Linked DNA regions of Homo sapiens: region 2 is linked to region 1. The links are chromatin loops, found by intact Hi-C in ENCODE. Cell type or tissue: breast epithelium. All regions are shown on one strand. Region 1 holds the start of LOC105378839 (a long non-coding RNA gene). Region 2 has its middle 260 kb from the start of LINC01773.

Region 1 (5,000 bases):
GCCCGCGCCCCGCAGCAGCGCGCTCGCTCCTTAACCACTTCGCCGCTGCCTTTCGTCGGGGCCGCGAGCGGGGCGACGGCCGCCCAGCGCCCCTGGCACCCCTGATCTCCAGCCGGGGCTCCCGGCCCGCGCCTTGGTGGCTGGAGGCCCAGGATGAGCCTCGATGGCGAGAGGCCCAGGATGCGCCACCAGGCCGGGCTCACTTCTTTGACGCCGAATAAACTGACAAAACAATTAGCTGGCCGGCTGGGGAAGGTGGTGGGTGACTCAAATGCCAGTCGGCTGCGTGCCCCCGCGCTTAGATGAGTCTGGGATTCTGGGCAGTTGGGACTTTCTTTTCAGGAAAGGAGGTGAGAGGTGCCGGGGAAGCCCACACGAGCAGCCACTCTTGGAGAAATGGGGAATGGCGCTGTAAAAGCGCAGGCCCTCCTCCTCCTCCTTTCTCCCCATCACACAAAAAGGATGGGCCTTGAAAGGGATGAGTTTATTATGCACTTTTAAATGCCTATTCAGAAAAGAACAGGAGGCAAAAATAAAGATGCTTCCCACCCCACCAATTCCCTTCCCTCGAAGAAAAAAGGAAAGAGAAAGCAACCCACAAAGGTAAGCTGGGTATTTCAGATTTTGTGTCTTTTTTTTTTTTTTTGGAATCAAAATAACATTTTCCAGTTTGCCACTTACATTTTCGAGTGTATTTTTCTCAGGGCTAACTCTAGGGGTAATAAAATCTCTGGAAGCTATTATGCCCATATACGTTTTAAGCAGGAGTTTGTGAAAGCAACTTTGCTGAGTGCAAACTTGAGACGATGAAACTGAAAATACTTTGAAAAACACACTATCCTGTTCCAATGGAAATGCTGCACTTTACCAGCTCTCTAGGACAAAGTTGTCTCAGGAAAATGAAATTGTTGATAAACCATAGTTCCAGACTGTTACTTCACAGCCCTCAGATTGCAATCAATCGTAGCCCGGGCCTAACAGGACTGACTCCAGCTTTTCATTTGTTTATAGTGTGTGCAATGTTTTATGCTTCAAATGCACCATGTCAACTATGCAAAATGATGCATAATTTTTGTTTGCATCCTGGATCCACCTCCACAATGGTTTTTGTTTAAAATAAAGGTCATGATTGTTTCCCATTATTACAGAATGGAAACCGATCCTAGACATCTGTGAAACGTATCTTAAAAATTCCACTACTGAGTTGGGAAAAGCAGAGAGTTCATGTTTACTTCATTGGCGAAGTCCAGTTGAATCTACTTAACTCGACCAGCTTTAATCCAATCTAATAAACCATGAGCTTGTTCCTGTGTCAAAAAAAAAAAAAAAAAAAAAAGCCAATATGCTGCCCTGAGCCTGTGAAAGTTGTCAGAAACAAAATGGAGTCACTTGTGTTAAAAAATTAATTAATTAATTAATTAAAAGAACCCTGACAAATATAGCTGCAGAAGGCTATGAAAAAAAAGGTTCTCATGCATAAATGCCTGATAACAAAAACTATCACAAAAGACCCTGCAAAAACCACAGTCCTTGCTCAAAAATGATTACAACCTTACACAAAAAATACTTCAGCAAGAACATCCGCCCAGTGACTGCCTATCCAACCTTCGACTGGCATCACCCTTGCTATTGTTATGGGTCTTCATAGCCAAGGATAATTATCTCAAAACAATGATATAATCCTCATTTTTCCTTTAAAAGCCTTTGTCTTTCTTTACCTCCCTGCATGCCTGTAGTTTACTATGGCATGTGTATTCCCATTCCAATGCTCTGTTCCCAAATAAATGTAATTTCCTTTTAGACAGCCTCTCTCTGTTAGTTACTTAGGCTGATAGCCCCAAATTCCATCTTTCGCATTGCCATGTCATCAAATAAACCTGTGATTTTCTTGTTTTTGCTAAGCAAATGGCTTGTGTTGTGGTTAGTGTCTCTAGTGTAACAATCACTTTGTGTTTCCCTGACTCTCCTAAGTACAAAGAAATAGGAACCCCCGCACTTTATGTGGGAAAAAAACAGAGACTGAAAAATTAATTAACTGCCCACTCTCACATGGGTCTACCACCATCTTCCAGGTCTTTCTTTCCAGACCTGTGGTCTCTCCCCACCTCCAGCCTCTTATGGAGAGCAAAGGAAGGAAATGGGAACAGGACTCAACAGCAACATTCCAGGAAAATGAATAGAATGTGGGAACGGTTCGAAATGATAAATCCAGGTGATAGAACGAGTTTCAAAGAGCAAGAGCCTGATGGTAATAGGGAAGCCAGGGGAACGGCAGAGGTTGTGCAGAAGACGACTCTGGCAAAATAAGGACTGTGGAGAGAAAGTAAGTGGCTTTTAAGATCTTAAACATGGGGTCAAAATTATACCATGAGAAGAAAGAAAAAGTCCCTGGGAGTGTTTGTAGACAGACCAAAGGACAGAACGTGAAGAAGGGCCTATGAGAGAATTGGTATCCGGAAGATTGTTTATGTGCAACACTTCTGAGGAATAAAGGGTGATAAACTGTCTCGTGAGAATGAACTACTGGAAGGACGGAGAGACACAAGGAATGGCTGCAGTCAAGGTGAAATGTAGGCCGTTGTGAGAGTTTCATCCCAGGGCATGATGAGAATGCCAGGGCCTGATGCGTGTCAACGGTGCTTCATCTGCTCAGAGAGTGTCCTAAAACCAGTCAGACCCTAGATGTAGAAGTATGCCACCCAATGTCACCTAGCAGTTCAATGCCAGGGAGAGAAAATTCAGGCTTTCTTATCCCCCTTCTAGTGCAAGCCCATGGAATATGCCACTTTCCTAGTTAGGATTTGGAATTGGTCATTGGGAAGGGCTCCGAAGAGAAACTCTGAGAATTGTTGATTTCCATTTCAAATCCCCCTAATGCATAAAATAAGAATGTGTTCTGCGGTGTTCCTCAGCTTATTAACTTTTATAAAAGAAAGGAATGATCTTTGTTGTTACTTGAAAACAGCCACATTTGGAAAGGTCTACGCTACCCAAATGTAATAAAAATAAATTTTAGTTCAATTGGTCAGTCTTGAAAGCTAATTGAACAGTCATGCTTTGTTCTAATTATTCCTGGCTACCATTAAAGTGATGGAAAAGTAAGTACGTTTTTATTGCCAACTCCTTGGGTTTTTTTCTCTTTTTTTAATTTGTTTGTTTTGTTTTTAAATAAGACTAACCAGTTTGGGCAAGGACCTAATGCTCTCTCAGCAGGTAAATTTTGCAACAATGTTTCTGAAACCCTGGGTTCTGGGATGCCGTGTGGGTCTTCATCACTTGCAAAAGCTGTACTCATGGAGCCTGAAATCTAGCTGAATTCTGCATGGGTACAAAATATGGTGTTCTGGTTGACTGGATACCATGATTAACTGATGGTGACAACACACATCATAAACCATTGTCTGATTCTTAAAAAATTCAAAGATCGTTAAAGGAGAGTTAGATGCCAGCTCATCTTACACAGAGCATCAGGCAGAAATTGTTGGTAATCTGGCAAATGAAACTACTCATATCCTATGATGTTCGGTTTGTTTATAGACTGAATTTGCACATAATCGAGAGTTATTTCCTCACAAATAATTTATCTCTAATGAATAATGATGTCTTTGTTGTGAGCTCATGGTCCAAATAGCAAGTTTCCCCTAGTCATAATTATCTACAACTATTATGTTTTCCCATTCAATTAAACTTTTCTTACAGAAACGGAAAATTTTATTAAACTACTCAGAAATGATTAAGAAATTAGCATATAAACTAAAGAAGGCAATATTTAAGTAGGATACCCACAAGCCATTTAAAGAATAATTTATGGATATACAGACACTTTAAACGAGTAAAGATTTTCCCCTACTGGTTATTCGTCCTTTTTCGTGGTAATTTTGCCATCTATGCTCCTCCCAAGCTAAAGCACAAATTATTTATCTTCCCCGATTTGTTCAGGATTTCCCAGGATTTATTTACCACCCGCTAAAAGCAAGTGTCAAAACCCCTGTATCTGCCCTGTTATTTACCCTTCCCTCTAACTGGAAAACCATAAAGAAAATGAATCAAAAGAAAAGCTTGCAATTCTAAATTCTACTCTTACTTTTTTCCTATTGAGAGGTGACAGCGTTCTGGCAGCCCTTGCAGCGCTCGCTCGCTCTTGGTGCCTCCTCGGACTCAGTGTCCGCTCTGGCCATGCTCGGGGAACCCTTCAGCCCGCCACTGCGCTGTGGGGGCCCCTCTCTGGTCTGGTTGAGGGCGGAGCCTGCTCCCTCAGCTTGCCCGGAGGTGTGGAGAGAGGCACGGGCGGGAACTGGGGCTGCGCGCCGCGCTTGCAGGCCAGCTAGAGTTCCGGATGGGCGTGGGCTTGGCGGGCCCCGCACTCGGAGCTGCCAACCGGCCGGCCCGGCCCGGCCCGGCCCCGGGCAGTGAGGGGCTTAGCACCGGGGCCAGCAGCTGCGGGGGGTGCGCCAGGTACCCCAGCTGGGCCAATCCACCCGCGCTGCGCTCGATTTTTCGCGGGCCTTAGCTGCCTCCCCGCGGGGCAGGGCTCGCGGCCTGCAGCTCGCCATGCCTGAGCCTCCCCAGCCCCCGGCGCCGTGGGCTCCTGTGCAGCCTGAGCCTCCTGGACGAGCGCCGCCCCCTGCTCCACGGCGCCCGGTCCCATGGACTGCCCAAGGGCTGAGGAGTGCGGGCGCACCGCGGGACTGGCAGGCAGCTCTACCTGGGGCCCCAGTGCCGGATCCACTAGGTGAAGCCAGCTGGGCTCCTGAGTCTAGTGGGGACTTGGAGAACCTTTATGTCTAGCTAAGGGATTGTAAATAGACTAATCAGCACTCCATATCTAGCTCAAGGTTTGTAAACACACCAGTCAGCACCCTGTGTCTAGCTCAGGGTTTGTGGATGCACCAATGGGCACTCTGTATCTAGCTAATCTGGTGGGGACTCGGAAAATCTTTTTGTCTAGTTAAGGGATGGTGAATACACCAATCAGCATGCTGTATCTAGCTCAAGGTTTG
Region 2 (5,000 bases), 300 kb before region 1:
TGTTCTCCTCACGTCCATGCCTCTGTACGATAGCCAAGGCAACAGAGGTGTGTCTATTTCTTTATTTCCCAGGAAGTCTAACACAGCTCCACAGTGTTGGAGTATCTATTAGGAAATTAAAATGTAAAGAAATGAGCAAAGGAAGAGTAGTACATTTGTGTAAAGCAAATACATAAGCAAAACCTTTAGAGAGTTATGTGCATGAGTCCCTTTATATTTTGTATATTGTAAACAAACGCATAATCTTTAAAGAGCTATCGCTTCCCTCCTATTTAAGGACCTCAGAAAATAAAATTGCCGTTTAACAGCAGGAAAGGGAAGAAATGGCCAGCACTGAGCCAGGTGACAGCCAGTTAAAAAAGCAAAAGGTGAAAGAAGTGGGACAAAGGTAATAAAGGGCAAGTGTCATAAGAACTCATAAGAGTTCTATTCTCTGGGAACTTGCAAGAGAGATAAGCTAAGAACAGCAGCTGGGAGCAAAAATCATAATAAACTGAGATGATCAGAGGCCAAAATAGATTAAAAGAACCCAAAATTCCAAAGAACTCCTTTTGTGGTTCCCTAAGAAATAAAATATCTTAGATTTTTAGATGGCTGGTCTGACTCCATTGCTAAAGTATATAGAAAAGTTAGGACACCACAGATTTCACTGGCTTACCATTCATTTACTAACACATTTCTTCACTTACTTGATCTTTCATTTAATATATATTTTTTGCCAGGTTTCAGTTAGGCATAAGGTTGGAGTCCCTACATAGATTACATACTAAAGTAGGAACTCGTTGGGGAATGAGGGAGATGAGAATAGACTTCCAGGCACCATTATGGCTACAAGGACAAAACAGACAGAATCCACACTTCCAAGAGCTGACAATCTAGGAAACAAGATGCTAAGTTCCCAAGGGGCCAAGCAGGTATAATCTACACCTTTAAAAAGTCAGCCATGAGTCTTGGTAAGGGGTAAGGATTACTCCTACCAGTGGGGAGGAGGAAAGTTTTTCATGAAGGAATGTTTTCACTGGGTCTCTAAAGGTGAGTAGTTTGCGGCAGGTGAGGAACTGTACAGAGGGCATGTAACTGGAGGGAGAAGGGAAAAGCAAGCCACAGAGACAGGCACAAATGAGGCCTCCCTGAAGACAGTGAACAGGTGGATGGGCACAAAGTGCACTGAGTACGGAGGGAGATGAGGCCAGAAATGACACATCAGGGGCAGAGCATGAGGGTCCGGATGCTAAGATATATGGTTTCTTCACTTACAAGATAATAGGAAATTGTAAAGGCTTCAGTGTAGAGGAATGACATAAGAATTACCATTTTAGGGGCTTACTGTGTGCTAGTATAATTTTATATAATAATCACAACTTAACAACAAAATAGATCATTTTTATTCCTATTGTACTTAGGAAAAAACTAAGGCTTATGGAGCTCAGAGAGCTTGACCAAGATCACAGAGCAAGTAGCTGACCTGGATTCACAATCAGGACAACTGAACTTAAATACTCACGGTATTAACTGCTAAAAGTGTGATATGGTTTTGTTCTGTGTCCCCACCAAATCTCGTATTGAATTGTAATCCCCAGTGTAGAAGGTGGGGTCTTGGAGGAGGTGATTGGATCATGGGGGTGGGGTTCTCATGAATGGATTAGCACCATGGCCTCAGTGCTGTTCTCCTTGCGCTAGTGAGCTCTCGTGAGATCCGATTGTTTAAAAGTATGTGGCACCTCCCGCCTCTCTTGCTCCTGCTCCGGCCATGTAAGACCCGCCTGCTTCCCCTTTGCCTTATGCCATGATTGTAAGTTTCCTGAGGTCCCTCCGGAAGCAGAAGCTACTATACTTCTTGTACACCTCCAGAACTGTGAGCCAATTAAACCTCTTTTCTTTATAAATTACCCAGTCTCAGGTAATAAGCTAAACTCCACCCTTCTCTCTCTAATATGACCATAAAAATTCAAAAGTCTTATGAAGATTGGATTGGTCAGGAAAAAGGCAAGAGGCAGAGGGACCAGTTAGGAGGTCACCACATGTTTGCAGATGACAGAAAACAAATCTGGTGACCATGGAAAGGGAAGAAAACGGCTCATGTAACATTCATACTGTTGCTGAGTCAGGGTAACAGCTTTTAATCATGGGAATACACAGAGTGGGTAAGGCAGAAGGTAGCTGTTCCTTTGTGTCCATTCCTTACACCCTCAAGTCATATCCCACTTTTAAACCCTTCTCAACCTACCTACAGAACTCAGCATCTGTTAGAAGTCTCCCAAAAATTCAGTTTCATAAACACCATGACCACATATTGGGATCCTTACCAAAGATTTTGTGAAGAAAACAGAAATGGGGATTTTCCTCACATTTACACAGTAGCCAATAGCTTCAAAATCCCCAACAAGATACTTACCTTCTCCCAATCTTCTCTCACCCACACCTACCACAAGATTTATCTCAAATCTCATTTTGCTTTTTCCTTTCTCTCTCTTTATTCTCTCACATAGTACCTCTCTCACTTCTAGAGTTTTTCCCTGAGAATTTAAAATTTATCAGACCTTTATAAGTGAAGCAATATAGTCCTGGATATTACTCCAGCTTTTTCATAGCCAAATCTCTCAAGGCCATGAAACCATAAAAACCCTAGAAGAAAACCTAGGCAATACCTTTCAGGACATAGGCATGGGCAAAGACTTCATGACTAAAACACCAAAAGCAATGGCAACCAAAGCCAAAATTGACAAATGGGATCTAATTAAACTAAAGAGCTTCTGCACAGCAAAAGGGTTCCTTCTAACAGGAACTCTCCACCCTATGAAGGAGTTCAACTGCCATCTTTTGTTTCTCAAGCAACCCTGAGGTGCTCACCACCCATCTCAATTAACTGTTCTAAGCATTTCTCGCAAACATGCGTCAGTTCGGTGTCCCCAAGGGGAATCCTGCTGACAGAAATTTTATTTATATAGTTGCAAAGTTACTAGTACAGGAGCACACAGGACTTCAAGCCTGGATCACTGGGAGGATCACTGTGGCTTCATCAGAAATCCGAAAATAAAGAGCTGGAAACAGGACCAAAATCCTTGAAAGAGGTTAGGGCTGGAAACTTGAATTTGGGGTGCATTCAAGATTGAGTTGACACAGGAAGAGGGAATGAGAAAGAAAAGACAGAGAGAAGAGAAGCCTGAAGGAACTGCATAGGGAAAATGTATGATGATAAGGCAGGTGCAGGAAAAGGAATGTGTGAAGAAGACAGCAAAGCCAGAAGCACAGAATAAGAAAATGAGAAAAAAATTCTGTCCTGGAAGCCAGAGCAGGAGAGATTTCCAGGTTGCTCAGCTGCAGAGGCCAAAAATACAGAAGCCATCTTTGATTCTTCTTTTTCTCTCACACCCCACATCCAATCCATCATCAAATCAGGTTGACTCACCCTTCGAAATGGCTCAGTCTGACCACCCTTCACTCTTGTCATTTCTACCAGCTCAGTCCAGGCCATCTTGCCTAAGATTGCTGCAAAAATCTCTGCTTCCGCTCTGCCTCTAATGTTCGAAACCCAGCATGGCAGTCAGAGTGAGGCTTTTAAAACGTCATGCAGATCACATTAGTTCTCTGCTCAAAAACCCTTCACATGCTCTCAAGTCTTTCAAAGCCAAAGTCCTTACAATTGATAACAACAAGTCCCCCGTGATCTGGCCAGGAACCACTCTGATTTTGTCTCCTACCACTTGCCCGGCTCACTTGCTCCACTCTATCATGGCCTCCTCCTTCTCCTCCTAGAACCTATCAGGCACATTCCTGCATTTGGACCTTTACATCCGCTATCTCCTTTTCCTTGAATTCTCAAGTGAGACATCTAGGGTTCAAAAAGAGGTAAGGTCATATAAGCGCCAGCCCCATAAGTCTTACAATTGATGGTGATTTTAATTAGACAATATGGTTTTTATTTATATGTCAATTCCTTGTGGTCTATATTTTTCCTGTAATGTGTAAGGGCAGAAATTTTTATTTGCTTTATTCATCCATAGATTTCAAGTACCTAGGACAGTGCCTGAATATACTAGGCACTCAATAAATGTTTTTTGAATGAATAAATGAGGATGGTGTGCCCACAAATACCAAATGCTGCAGATAAGTCATATAACTCATAGATTTAAAAGGTATTTAAAAATTCGGGAATAAGATGATCATTATTTCTTTCTAAAAGCACAGGCAAGGTCATAAACCAGTGTAAATGATGAAGTGAAAGCAGGAAACCTGAGAGCCACTTTCTAGAAATTATACAGCAGTGTTTTAAAAAATAAGGTGGCAGGTATTAGTTACCTTTACTTGGAGTTTGTCATGGAAGGAAAGTTGAGAAATAAGACCTTAGCTTGTAGGTCAGGGGCAGATAAATGGTGGGATGGGCTGCCAATGAAGGTTTATAAGGAGAGAGAGACCCACGGTTTGCAGGCAAAAGGTACAGCTCCAGAGAGCACTGAGTTGCTGAAGATGTAAGAAACAAGTAATAATTGGCTCTGTGAGAGGAAAAGTAAAAGAGAGAAGAAGAAAACAAATAAGGTGGAAGAAGAAAAAAAAGACATGGAGCAGTTTAATAAAAAGAGTCACTTGGAAAGATGGTCAGAACAGCCCAGTGGACAATGATAAAATGCTCCTAAAATTATAATCACCTTACATATTAGATCTCACTCCTGTGGTACAGCAGAAAGAACTTCCATTTACGGCAAGGAGGCATTTGAACCAACTAAACTGAATACCAGTTTAAAAAGGAAAAGTTCAAAGGTAAGAGGTAAAAGCAGATGAAAGTCAAATGCTTAATCATCTTAAGACAACTGCAAGAAGATGTCCAACTAGTAAAATAAACAGGCAATCCTTTTAGTTCTTCAAAAAGGGATTGCCAGCTTTTGCAGCTATCAAGATATCCACTAAACATCTAAACTTGAAACTTCAGCTGGAAATTAAACCCACTACTCCATGCTGTGAATGAAGGGCTCTGATCTTAAGAAGGTTGGAAAACAGGGTGG

Evidence for each region. A loop is a pair of places that touch in the nucleus more often than their neighbours do. Peaks named below come from ENCODE experiments on the same cell type or tissue, not always from the same donor. Only the 100,000 strongest peaks of a DNase experiment are listed, where the experiment ranks them.
Region 2: a loop joins it to region 1, with 5 times the contacts of the local background. A loop is called at or near these places in 1 of 110 quality-filtered maps.

Annotation. Positions count from the first base shown.
Region 1 is chr1:88,462,781-88,467,780 of GRCh38, forward strand. It overlaps LOC105378839 (a long non-coding RNA gene), which reads left to right and starts at 108. Exons shown (of 2, transcript XR_947573.2): 1 at 108-603; 2 at 2,073-5,000. RefSeq lists an enhancer at 1-45. In breast epithelium, no CTCF peak of the experiment used is centred here; no DNase peak of the experiment used is centred here; H3K4me3 peaks cover 457 bases.
Region 2 is chr1:88,163,009-88,168,008 of GRCh38, forward strand. No RefSeq gene overlaps it. Among named protein-coding and RNA genes, the nearest start is that of LINC01773, 260 kb to the left of the region's middle. In breast epithelium, no CTCF peak of the experiment used is centred here; no DNase peak of the experiment used is centred here; H3K27me3 peaks cover 120 bases.